Linked DNA regions of Homo sapiens: all the other regions are linked to region 2. A link is a contact called in ENCODE Hi-C or POLR2A ChIA-PET data. All regions are on one chromosome and are shown on one strand. Each heading gives the region's core, a stretch centred on a gene start or an enhancer-like site at or near the end of the contact. The rest is flanking DNA. Distances are from core to core; before and after follow the strand shown. Region 1 overlaps PSTPIP2 (proline-serine-threonine phosphatase interacting protein 2). Region 2 overlaps SLC14A2 (solute carrier family 14 member 2). Region 3 overlaps PSTPIP2 (proline-serine-threonine phosphatase interacting protein 2).

Region 1 (4,065 bases), core at 339-2,838, 360 kb after region 2:
CTGATGCCTGTAATCCCAGCACTTTGGGAGGCCAAGACGGGAGTATTGCTTGAGACCACGATTTCAAGAGCAGCCCTGGCAACACAGCAAGACCGCGCCTCTACAAAATTAAATAAATAAATAAATGAAATAAACGGGTGTGGTGGTGCATACCTGTAGTCCCAGCTACTGGGGGAGGATGGGGCAGGAGGATCACTTAAGCCTGGGAGTTCAAGGCTGCAGCGCACTATGATAGGAAGGAAAAGTACAAAGAAGAAAACAAACAACCCAAAATTCCACCAACTAAAACTAATTAGTATTAATATTTGATGATGATTGTAACAGGGATTTCTTTCTGCAGGTATACAAATAGGAAGGATGAACAGATGCATGCAACAAATAATTTTTAAAGAATAAGACCATATGGCCGGGTGCAATGGCTCACACCTGTAATCCCAGTACTTTGGGAGGCCAAGGCGGTGGATCACCTGAGGTCAAGAGTTCGAGACCAGCGTGGCCAACATGGTGAAACCCTGCCTCTACTAAAAATACAAAAAATTAGCCAGGCATGGTGGCGCATGCCTGCAATCCCAGCTACTTGGGAGGCTGAGGCAGGAGAATCGCTTGAACCGGGGAGGCAGAGGTTACAGTGAGCTGAGATCGCACTATTGCACTCCAGCCTGGGCGACAAGAGCAAAACTCCATCTCAAAAATAAATAAATAAATAAATAAATAAATAAATAAATAAATAAATAAAAATATTAAAAAAATTTTTTTTAAAGAATAAGACCATATGCCACATGCCTTTTAAAAATAGCTTGGACTGGTGTTGTGGCTCACACCTATAATCCCAGCACTTTGGGAGGGCAAGGTGGGAGGATCGATTGAGCCCAAGGGTTTGAGACCAGCCTAGGCAGCATGGGAAACCCTGTCTCTACAAAAAAATACAAAAATTAGCTGGGTGTGGTGGCACACATCTGTAGTCCCTGCTACTCAGGAGGCGGAGGTAGGAGGATCACTTGAGCCTGGGAGTTTGAGGCTGCAGTGAACCGTGACTGCGCCACTGCACTCCAGCATGGATGACAAAGTAAGACCCTGTATAAAATAAAATAAAATAAGTAAATAAAAATTGAAATTTTAATCTGATTTTAATTTCACAGAAGAAAAAAAACTGAAGTGAAGCTGAAAGAATTACTAAAATTGAAATAATAGTCTCTTTACCATAGGAAAAATTAGTTCCTCAAAGATCTTTCTGAGGTTAAAAGAAAAAGTTTATGAAAATAAGTAAGAGGGCCGGGCACGGTGGCTCACGTCTGTAATCACAGCACTTTGGGAGGCCAAGGCAGGCGGATCAGTTGAAGACAGGAGTTTGAGACCAGTCTGGCCAACATGGTGAAACCCCATCTCTACTAAAAATATAAAAATTAGCCAGGAGTGGTGGCGCGTGCCTGTAATCCCAGCTACTCAAGAGGCTGAGGCAGAAGAATCGCTTGAACCCGGGAGGCGGAGGTTGCAGTGAGCCAAGATCGCGCCATTGCACTCCAGCCCGGGCGACAGAGTGAGACAGTGTCTCAAAAAGAAAAGAGGCGCGCATGCGCAGTGAGGTTTCACGCGAGCGCCTGCGTTTCTCCTCAAACCTAACGATGCCGCGGGAACTGAGGAGCCGAATGAAACTGCACAGTAGAACCGCAGCGAAGCCGAAGCGTTAGCCCGGAACGAGGGCGGACTGGAAAGCCGGAGCGGGGCCGAGCGAGCCGCCCCAAAAGGCTGCCGCTTCATCCCAGCGAAAACCGCCGGCCAGGCCAAGCGCGGCGAGGGAAGAGGAGAGACGGCTCCGGCAGCGGAACCGCCCGACGCTGGAGAAGACAAACCGGCCGTGGAGTGGTGCCTGGAGGAGCTGGTCTTCGGCGATGTCGAGGACGACGAGGACACGCTGCTGCGGCGTCTGCGGGGTCCGTGGGTTCAAGGACATGAAGACTTGGGAGACTCAGAAGCGGAGAATGAAGCAAAAGGTAATTGTGCACCTCAAAAGAAGCCAATTTGGGTGGATGAAGAAGATGAAGATGAGGAAATGGTTGACATGATGAACAATCGGTTTCGGAAAGATAATGATGAAAAATGCTAGTGAAAGTAAACTTTAGAAAGACAAACTTAAGAAGCGACTTTAAGAAGAATTCCAGCATGCCGTGGGAGGAGTACCTGCCTGGGCAGAGACTAATAAGCTGAAAACAACTTCAGATGATGAAAGTGAAGAGGATGAAGATGCTTTGTTGCAAAGGACTGGGAATTTCATATCCACATCAACTTCTCTTCCAAGAGGAATCCTGAAGATGAAGAACTGCCAGCATGGTAATGCTGAACGTCCTTCTGCTGCTCAGATCTCATCTGTGCAGTTCCGTCCTTGTGCACAGATTGTGATGGTCGCTGGATTAGATAACCTATATCACTATTTCAGGTTGATGGAAGAACAAATCCTAAAATCCAGAGCACCTGTTTGGAAAGGTTTCCAAACTGTAAGGCTTATTTTAGTGCTAATGGGGAAGAAGTTTTAGCCATGAGTACTCACAGCAAGGTTTTTTATGTCTATGACATGCTAGCTGGAAATTAATTCCTGTGCATCAAGTGAGAGGTTTGAAAGAAGATAGTGAGGAGCTTTGAAGATGTCTCCCCAGATGGGTCCTTCTTGCTCATAAATGGCATTGCTGGGTATTTGCATTTGCTATCGATGAAGACCAAAGAACTGATTGGAAGCATGAAAATTAATGGAAGGGTTGCAGCATCCACGTTCTCTTCAGATAGTAAGAAAGTATATGCCTCTTCGGGGATGGAGAAGTTTATGTTTGGGATGTGAACTCAAGGAGGTGCCTTAACAGATTTGTTGATTAAGGCAGTTTATATGGATTAAGCATTGCCACATCTAGGAATGGACAGTTGCTTGTGGTTCTAATTGTGGAGCAGTAAATATAAATAATCAAGATTCTTGTCTCGAAGGAACAAACCCAAAGCCAATGAAAGCTATAATGAACTTGGTTACAGGTGTTAATTCTCTGACATTCAATCCTACTACAGAAATATTGGCAATTGCTTCAGGAAAAATGAAAGAAGCAGTCATTGGTTCATCTTCCTTCCTGTACAGTATTTCAAACTTCCCAGTCATTAAAAAGAAAACTATTTCTCATGTTTACGCCATGGAATTTTCTCTCAGAGGTGGATACTTTGCCTTGGGGAATGAAAAGGGCAAGGCCGGCTGGGCGCGGTGGCTCACACCTGTAATCTCAGAACTTTGGGAGGCCGAGGCGGGTGGATCACCTGAGGTTGGGAGTTCAAGACCAGCCTGACCAACATGGAGAAACCCCATCTCTACTAAAAATACAAAATTGGCCAGGTGTGGTGGCAGGTGCCTGTAATCCCAGCTACTTGGGAGGCTGAGGCAGGAGAATCACCTGAACCCAGGAGGCGGAGGTTGTGGTGAGCTGAGATTGCACCATTGCACTCCAGCCTCCGTGACAAGAACAAGACTCCGACTCAAAAAAAGAAAAGAAAGAAAAGAAAAAGAAAGAAAGAAAAGGGCAAGGCCCTGATTATAGGTTGCACCATTACTCAGACTTCTAAAGAGACTATTTGAAGTCCAGTTGAGTCACAAGAGAAGCCTGTCTTGATATATCGTCTCAGAAACTTTCCTGAATGTGTGATAATATATGGAAAATGGCTTATAGAGCCAGCTGTGCTTAAGAACCAGTAATGTCTTAATAAACATGTGGCAGCTTTTGTTTGAAAAAAAAAAGTAAGAGGATAGAGATATGAAAACATTTTAACAATTTGTTTGTGTTTTTGACCATTTTTAGATGTTTGACAGCATGCCGGAAGTGTTAGATAATGAGCATTGTTGTACTTCCACCTCCTCAATATTGTTTACATTTTGTTTCATTTGTGTATAACATATTCTGTTCTCCAATCATATTTCCCCCAGTTATTTAGTCTGAACTATTTATTACAATGAATTTGAGGCTCAATAATTGTCCTCTTACCACAATTATTCATCCTGAAGATTTTAATTTGGATTCATTTCTTGCTTGACTAAATTTT
Region 2 (3,890 bases), core at 52-2,551:
CCACAAGTCAGTTAGCCCAGAGAAATGGACTTTGAGTGAATATGGGAAAATACACGAGGTGGAGAGGGGATTGCCGAGGACATTGCACATCTCAAGGGCCCCTGTAGCTCAGGAGTTTGTCTTTGATAGAGGTTCCCCAGCAGAGTGTGGAAGAGACCACGGTTTGCCTCAAAGGCTTAATAAATTCCTCCTAACATCGTCTCAGGATAGGGGCTGTGGTTGGGGAGAGCATAGTAGAGAGCCCTGCAGCACTGGCAGGCAGAGAGGAGCTTCAGACAGAAACAGCGGGTCAGTGGGGATATCACACACAGGCCTCCAATTTCAAGGGATCCCTTCTGCTTCCTACTCTTCCTTTCAAAGCTTTCAAAATGAATTTGTTTGTCCTGAATGGTGTCACCTCCCAAACACACTGGTATCTGCAGTCCCTGTCCCTTCAGAAGTGGGAACACAGTGCCTTCGATGCATCCCTTCTAGTGTTTTGACACCCTGACGACTCATGAGTGCAGAACGGGGGAACAGGCAATTCAGTCTGAAAACACAGGGTAGTCAGAGCCCAGCCTGCTATTCTCACACTTGACCACAGGAGGGAACCAAAGCATCAAGAAGGAAACTTCCAGGGGCCTGAACATCTTTCAGGATGCATAAAACCCTACTGAAATTGGTGGTCTCTAAAAGTAAATTACCTGTAATAATAAAAATGTTTAGATCCACATTGCAAGAGTTTTCTACAATTACAAAGGCTTGCCAAAATCTGCTTCAAGAGATTACATGGATGTCTCTTGTCCTAATCCCACCAGCCATTGCTACTACAATACCTTAAAAAAACAAAAACAAAAACAAACAGAACAGCCTGAGGTCATCCAGGTGAGGAGAGTCATGGCCAAATTCAAACACAGATTATGCATGGCTCATGGCTCAGGCAGCTTAATACTTTATGAACAGGAAGTGAAGGGCTTCAACAACAACCAAGTTTCTTTTTTTTTTTTTTTTTTTTTTTTTTTTGTTCACCTTCAAGTTCTCCATGTGGAACAGGAGAAAGAACCCTGGATTCCGGGATCAAGCACAAGTCACTGTCTCTCCAGGCTGCTGTTTCCTCATCTAAAAAATTATCAAGGTTGAGCTAAATGAGGGCTTCTTAATTAAAAGTTAGTGGAATCTCTGAGCTCCCTAAATTCCTTGTAAAATGCCCTGTTTATATGAAGATGTACACTTTTTCCCCAAAGCGAGGGCCCAGATGGATCCATGACCAGTAAAAGAACAAAAGAGCCTTCGAGCTGCAAGGCCCCATGATTCTGTGCTTCCTCAGTAGGAACAGGAAATACTGCATAATCTTAACACCTCTTGAGCCTTGCAGGACATTAGCTTCTGAGGTGCCAGAGTAGAGGTGTCCTAACTGATGGTGCTCTTTCCTTCTAACTCCAGTGTTTGGAAAAGGCGAACACCAGGAAAGACAAAACAAAGACCCATTTCCCTATCGATACCGGAAGCCCACAGTCGAGCTGCTTGTGAGTACTGAGTGTCCTGAATCAGGGACAGCGCCCTACAGTCACAGAGCCCACAGCAGATGAGGGAGCTGAGAGCTGTAAACAAGGTTCTCCGATTTAGGCAAACTTTTCTTGCATTCGTATTTTCTGAAATGTAATTACCTGGGACAAAAATGTCTCTTTCACAGTTTACTTTGTAACTTTTCATATTCCTTGTATTTGAATTATTATCAGGCTTCCTTTAAACCCAGTATTCAAGCATTTAGGAAATAAGCTGGTGCCTGTTTTCAAAAACAGAATCTTCACATGTTCAATTTCATACCCTTATGTTTATGAACAGTTATATCTTAAAGACTAGACATGCCAGGGAGAAAGCCATTTCTTCTGGAAAGAGTATTAATGTTAAAAAAAAAAAAAGACTAAAAATCTGTGGTTAATCTCAGTTCTACTGTTTGACCTTGACCTTTGAAAATGAGAACCTCCACTTGCCAGAGTCCTCCTCCACAGAACGAAAGTAAAGATGTTATCTTACTGTGCCTCACGGTAGTTAACCTATTAGATGAGGTCATGTGTCAAACAAAAGACAGTCTAATCTACAGAAACAGGGAGGTTAAACAGCAATTTAATGAAATACCAAATGACAATCTTATTTGGTCCCTGAGTGACCACAAACATGAATTCTCAGTGTAAGAACCACCGAATGTGGGAGACTCTTGCCTATCTCTGTCCTGGACAGGATCTGGACACCATGGAGGAGAGCTCTGAGATAAAAGTGGAAACAAACATTTCCAAGACATCCTGGATTCGGAGTTCCATGGCTGCCAGTGGGAAAAGGGTCAGCAAAGCCCTCAGCTACATCACAGGAGAGATGAAGGAGTGTGGAGAGGGACTTAAAGGTAAAATTCTATGAGAACAACACTGACCCTGACCCTAAAAACTCACCTCCACCCATCCCCAGGAAACCCATTGCCATGGGGGTTCCCTATAGACTAGACTTAGACTAGACTGCACTCTGTTACTGTGGTCTTTCCTGGAAGCTGGGAGTTTTGCTGTTAAAACAGACATACAGCCTCTTGAACTATAAATAGCAATACATGCAAGAGTGTGAGCTCATGAGCTCTCATTTCTGAACAGAACACTTCTGCTATCTCAAATATCCCATCTGAATATTGCAGACAGGTGTTTTTCGCATTGGGATTCTAGAGCCAGCATTCTAGAAAAACGCCATCTGGATGGTTCATGGGAGAACTGTGTCTACCATGCCAATAGGTTCTCTTTAGCAATCTTTCCAGAGCTCAGCCCATGGGTTTAATGCCCTCTATGCAGCAAGAACATGTTCTTGAAAATTCATGGTACCACCACAGGGGTCAGAGGCAGCTCAGGGCACCTAATCCCCCCTGCCAGAAAAACAACCTGGAGGTCACATCTGGCTGGTGATGGGTCTCAAGAGTTTTCTTGGCAGTCAGATGCTCTCTTGAGTTCCTTGTTTACCATCTTTGGTGGCAGGTGACAGCAGGTGGCTGGCTTCCTGCAAACCCACTTCGGATATCCAGATTCCCTCACACCCTCCATCTGCCCACCCAGGGCTGCCCACACTGAGCACTTGCCTACTTCCTGCCCCGGTTCCATTTCAGACAAGTCCCCAGTGTTCCAGTTCTTTGACTGGGTCCTCCGAGGCACATCTCAAGTGATGTTTGTGAACAACCCCCTCAGCGGCATCCTCATCATCCTCGGCCTCTTCATCCAGAACCCCTGGTGGGCGATCTCAGGCTGCCTGGGTACCATCATGTCCACCTTGACAGCCCTCATCCTGAGTCAGGACAAGTAAGTCCCAGAGGCTCAGGGTCCAAACATGTAGCCAAGAAGTCACTCCCCATGGGGACCATTCTTCCTCTTCCCAGCTGAGAAATCCTCAAAATAAGGACACTGACAACTAAAAATGACTGTTCCCTGGTTATTTTGTCATAGCAACATATTTCTAGAGAAATATGAAGGATTCATAGGGTTGTCTTCCTTCCCCACTCCCAGAAGGGTGGTCTATTTGAAGGCGTGTGTAGTCAGGCCCCAGATAAAAAGAATCTGACTCAATAGGAAAATGTAAAGGGCCCTGGGGAAGCCCCTGCTCCACCTGACCCTCCCTCTCCTGCCAGGTCGGCCATCGCTGCAGGATTTCACGGCTACAATGGGGTGCTGGTGGGGCTGCTGATGGCCGTGTTCTCAGACAAAGGTGACTACTACTGGTGGCTGTTGCTACCCGTCATCATCATGTCCATGTCTTGGTAAGTTTGCTTTTGAAGGGTTGTGGGTTCATATCAATGGCCACCAACCTTTTCATCCCAATCCCATGACCGTCTGTCTAAACGTGATATTAAAGTGGCATGTATTTAGCTTGCACATCAGAAATGT
Region 3 (4,303 bases), core at 1,364-3,863, 330 kb after region 2:
GGAGAGCAGTGGTGCGCTCATGGCTCACTGCAGCCTCAAACTCGTGGGCTCAAGCAATTCTCCCGCCTCAGGTTCCCAAGTAGCCTCTACCACCATGCCCGGCTAATTTTTATATTTCTTTGTAGAGACAAAATTTCGCTGTGTTGCCCAGGCTGGTCTTGAACTCCTGGGCTCAAGCAATCCACCCGCATCAGCCTCTGAAAGTGCTGGGATTATAGGTGTGAGCCACCGCACCTGGCCTTTATGCAGGTTTTTACACTATATATGTATCTGTATATGTACATGATATTGCTTTACATGTTTTTAAACCTTATTAAAAAATGGCCTCATTCTAGGCTTTCCCCTAAGAGTGTGGAGTTACAGAAGTAAAGCAGAAAACAGTGTTTTAGGAGAAGCATAATAACCTACAGTATCAGATGGCAAAGAGAGATCAAATAAGATTAGAAACTGCAAAGGCCCACTGGCCCTCATGCCAAGGGATTCTGGTGCCCTCCAAGACAGCAGCTGCAGGGAAGCAAATCCCAGATGCTGCAGGCTGGGGCAGTCAGGACAACATGGACTTGGAGACAGCCCCTTCAAAAAGCGTGGCTGTGAAGAAGGGCGGGGGTAGTAGGGGTCGTAGATAGAAAGTAAGAACTGCTGGTTTTGTTTTTTGCTTTTTGGGTTTTTTTGAGATGGAGTCTAACTCTGTTGCCCAGGCTAGAGTGTAGTGGCATGATCTCAGCTCACTGAAACCTCCACCTCCCGGGCTCAAGTGATTTTCCCACCTCAGCCTCCCAAGTAGCTGGGATTACAGGTGCTTGCCACCACATCCAGCTAATTTTTGTATTTTTAGTAGAGACTGGGTTTCACTATGTTGTCCAGACTGGTCTTGAACTCCTGACCTCAGGTGATCTGCCTGCCTTGGCCTCCCAAAGTGCTGGGATTACAGGCATTAGCAGCCACCATGCCTGGCTGAACTGGTGGGTTTTAAAGCTAGGAGAGAGTTGAGTCTGTGTGCAAGATAACAGAAGTTGACAAGTTCTCCATGCCCAAGAAGGTGGGGAAAGGCAAGCTGGATGAAAAAAGATCTTGAACAAGGAAGGAACAGCCCCTTTTCTGTGCTAACAGGAAAAAAGGAGTGGGGCAGGCGTGTCTGTCAATGATTCTTATACTTGAATTCCCATCAAAATCACTTGGAAGGCTTATTAGCACAGAGATTGCTGGGCTTTACCCCCAGAGTTTCTGATTCGGTAGGTCTGAGGTTGGTCTGAGAACCTGCATTTCTAACAAGTTCCCAGGTGATGCTGATGCTACCAGTCCTAGGACCTCACTTTGAGAACCACTGGAAGAAAATGTGTAGGCAGGATGACAGAAACTTAAGCAAGCTTCCAAGTTATGTTTTTTATTTTCTCTTGGAAATTGTGAGGTCATTTGCTGCAAAAGAAAGGGAGCAGTGGTGAAATTGAAGGTATGAGGAGAGTAAAAAAAAAAAAGAAAACCCTCCAGCCAGGCATGGTGGCTCATGCCTGTAACCCTGGCAACTCAGGAGGCAAAGGTGGAAGGATTGCTTGAGACCCAGGAGCTCAAGACCAGCCTGGGCAACAGAGCAAGTCCCTGTCTCTTTAAAAATAAAATAAATAATAAATAATTAACAAGGCGTGGTGGTGCACGCCTGTAGTCCCATCTACTTCACTTGAGCTCATGGGGTTTCAGGCTGCAGTGAGCTCTGATCATGCCACTGCACTCCAGCCTGGGCGACAGAGTGAGACCCAGACTCAAAACAAAAAGCAAACAAACAAATCTCCAAAGCCTACTCACTTGCTGTTGGCATTCCCTTTAGAGCCTATTGAGGCCGGGCTCTCCAAAGATAATTACTTAATCGACCATTAACTGATTCAGCTATTCTATGCTTGTGCTAACCCAACATTAGACTAAAATTTGAACTGTTGGACAGCATGGTCAGGATGGGGATGAGGCAGACAAGGTTTGGGGAAAACTATTCCAGTTCCTTCCATTCTTCACTTAAATTTCTGATTTCTTTTTTTGTTTGTTTGTTTTCTTGGAGACGGAGTCTTGTTCTGTCGCCCAGGCTGGAGTGCAATGGCACTATCTTGGCTCACTGCAACTTCCGCCTCCCAGGTTCAAGCTATACTCCTGCCTCAGCCTCTAGAATAGCTGGGATTACAGGTGTGCGCCACCACACCCGGCTAATTTTTGTATTTTTAGTAGAGACAGGGTTTCACCATGTTGGCCAGATGGTCTTGAACTCCTGACCTCAGGTGATCCACCCACCTCGGCCTCCCAAAGTGCTGGGATTACAGGCATGGGCCACCGTGCCTGGCCAAATTTCTGATTTCTAATTTGCCCTCAAGCTCTGTAACCCTATGAGAATCCGGGCAGATCATTTCTACAAAAGTAGACTCTCCAGGTTCTGGGCAGAAGACCCACCTCCCGCCCCCTCGTCCTCCCCCAACCCCCGGCCCCACTCCCCCTTCCCTCCCTCCCCTCCCCCTCCTCCCCTCCCCCCCCCGTCCTGAGCAGCTTCCTGTTACACACACCCCCACCCACCCACCCCAGTCCTGAGCAGCTTCCGGTTACGGGTACCTCGCAGGCCTTGATGTGCTCACTCTGCCACTCTTCTCGGACCTTATCCAGGGTGCCGATGTGCAGCATGTATGCTTTGTCTGCAACAGAAGGGAGAGACCTGGGTCAGAAACTAGACAGGAAGGTGGCTCGCAGATACACCCACAGGCTGGTCTCAGATGGCAAAAGAAACTCATCCGAGTTGTGCTGAGCTTACAAGGCCCCCAGGACTCTGAGCACTGGGAGTTATTGCATCTCTCACCCTCATCATATTTGGTGAAGTAGGCAAAGGAGGGTATCACTTTCTTTTTAAACATTGGACCTAACATTGAGAAAGAAAGGTTCTAAGGAAGAAGTGAAAGCTGATAAGAAACCTCAGCCAGGGTTTTGTTTGTGTAATTCCACCTCAGTATTTCCCATCGCTTTTCATTTTCAAAATTGTCTGATGAAGGATGCAGAGAAGAGAACTACCTTGAGCCCTAAAGGGGCACCAAGTTACTTTAGTTTCAAATGTAGAGATTAAGATGTACATAACCACCACAGTCATGAGGGATATTTCCTGCAGGATATTCTGGGAATTAGAAGCTTTTGCAAATGCCTGGTTTGGGTCTTAGATTTCAGTGATAACAAGGCCTTGCAGCTTGGCTGTTTCACAGCAGATAAGAGCTACCGGGGCTGAAATGGTCTTTTAGATAGATGCCCCAATACATCAGAGGAAGCACCTGATTGCAAAGCCGCTACCACATGACTCCACCATCTCACTCCCATGTAAGGCAGCAAGATCTAAGCAGACAGAAGCCAGAAACAGTGGCCTCATAGCCTCCTCCCACCTTCCGGGGTTCTAATATACCCTCCCTTCCTCTCTCCTCTTCTTTCCTTTCCTCCCTCCCTTCCTTACTCTCTCCCTTCCTTCCTCCCTTTTTCCCTTCAGATATCTCACTAATCCTGCTGAATATCCATATATTCTCTCTTTAAGGTATATAAAACTCCCTTTCTCAGGGACACATTTAGGATAACGTAAACCCCACCAGCAACCCTCCCCCATCCGTAGGAACTGCCCCCTCACCTGAGTCCTCTACTGCGGTCTTTGAAGTTGCCAGTTTCACAAAAAGCTGTGAAAACAAACAAACAAACAAAAAAAGAGCAAGCATTGGGAATGCTGGACGAGGCTTCCACAGGCAAAACAGATTGAAAAGCAGTAACTATGAAGAGACCAGGTCTAGTGCAAGTCCTGTGTACATTTCCCTCATGAGCAAATCATTCAACGTGCCCTGCAATCTTATCAATCTTGGAAAATATCCATAAAGCATCTTGCCCAGTGTCTTCCTAAAGACACACCCAGCCCTCTGGTTGCAGAAATCTTGTATCTAGATTTTACAAAGTTAAATTTGTAATCCACCCAAGCAAAAGGCAGCCTGACTACAAAGAATACATGAACTGAGTCTTTAAGAAAAATGACAACAACTGGGAAATCCCTCCAACCTCTTATCACCCCATCTCCCTCCCTCATAGCCATGCTTCTGTCGCTCTTCCCCTAACCCCCAAATATGTGGCAGTGGTTTTTCAGGTTCAGAAGACCCCCAATACATGAAGGAAGATATTTCCAGGGGTTTAGGATACAGGTTCATTTCTTATGAAGATTCATAATTGGCTTTAGCCTGACATAGGTCAGTCTCAGATTTTTCGGGTTGTTAGCCCTCCTGGGTACCTTTTCTTGTTGCTTCGGGTTCACCAGGTT

Evidence for each region. Hi-C counts contacts between places; a loop is a spot of excess contacts on that map. ChIA-PET counts read pairs that join two places held with the same protein, here RNA polymerase II (POLR2A). Pooled maps may share reads with other maps.
Region 1: a pooled map shows a loop between it and region 2 (3-fold over the local background). The contact joins two enhancer-like sites. A Hi-C loop is called at or near these places in 5 of 50 pooled maps. POLR2A ChIA-PET finds 5 or more read pairs at or near these places in 2 of 52 experiments (GM12878 and activated CD8-positive, alpha-beta memory T cell).
Region 3: a loop to region 2 is called in a pooled map, with 2.7 times the contacts of the local background. The contact joins two enhancer-like sites. A Hi-C loop is called at or near these places in 4 of 50 pooled maps. POLR2A ChIA-PET finds 5 or more read pairs at or near these places in 3 of 52 experiments (H1, activated T-cell and activated naive CD8-positive, alpha-beta T cell).

Annotation. Positions count from the first base shown.
Region 1 is chr18:46,026,609-46,030,673 of GRCh38, forward strand. All of the region lies in intron 2 of PSTPIP2 (proline-serine-threonine phosphatase interacting protein 2), which reads right to left. It also overlaps the pseudogene LOC100422497. Among named protein-coding and RNA genes, the nearest start is that of PSTPIP2, 44 kb to the right of the region's middle. Within about 2 kb of position 1,589, at least 19 of the 41 ENCODE cell types and tissues checked have a DNase peak (open chromatin) inside an H3K27ac peak, as active enhancers do.
Region 2 is chr18:45,664,715-45,668,604 of GRCh38, forward strand. SLC14A2 (solute carrier family 14 member 2) reads left to right here. Exons shown (of 20, transcript NM_007163.4): 12 at 1,423-1,505; 13 at 2,221-2,380; 14 at 3,119-3,308; 15 at 3,635-3,763. The region is part of intron 7 of LOC105372093 (a long non-coding RNA gene); the gene reads right to left. Among named protein-coding and RNA genes, the nearest start is that of SLC14A2, 51 kb to the left of the region's middle. Within about 2 kb of position 1,302, at least 7 of the 41 ENCODE cell types and tissues checked have a DNase peak (open chromatin) inside an H3K27ac peak, as active enhancers do.
Region 3 is chr18:45,995,163-45,999,465 of GRCh38, forward strand. PSTPIP2 (proline-serine-threonine phosphatase interacting protein 2) reads right to left here. Exons shown (of 15, transcript NM_024430.4): 7 at 4,274-4,303; 8 at 3,632-3,677; 9 at 2,587-2,666. Among named protein-coding and RNA genes, the nearest start is that of EPG5, 30 kb to the left of the region's middle. Within about 2 kb of position 2,614, at least 3 of the 41 ENCODE cell types and tissues checked have a DNase peak (open chromatin) inside an H3K27ac peak, as active enhancers do.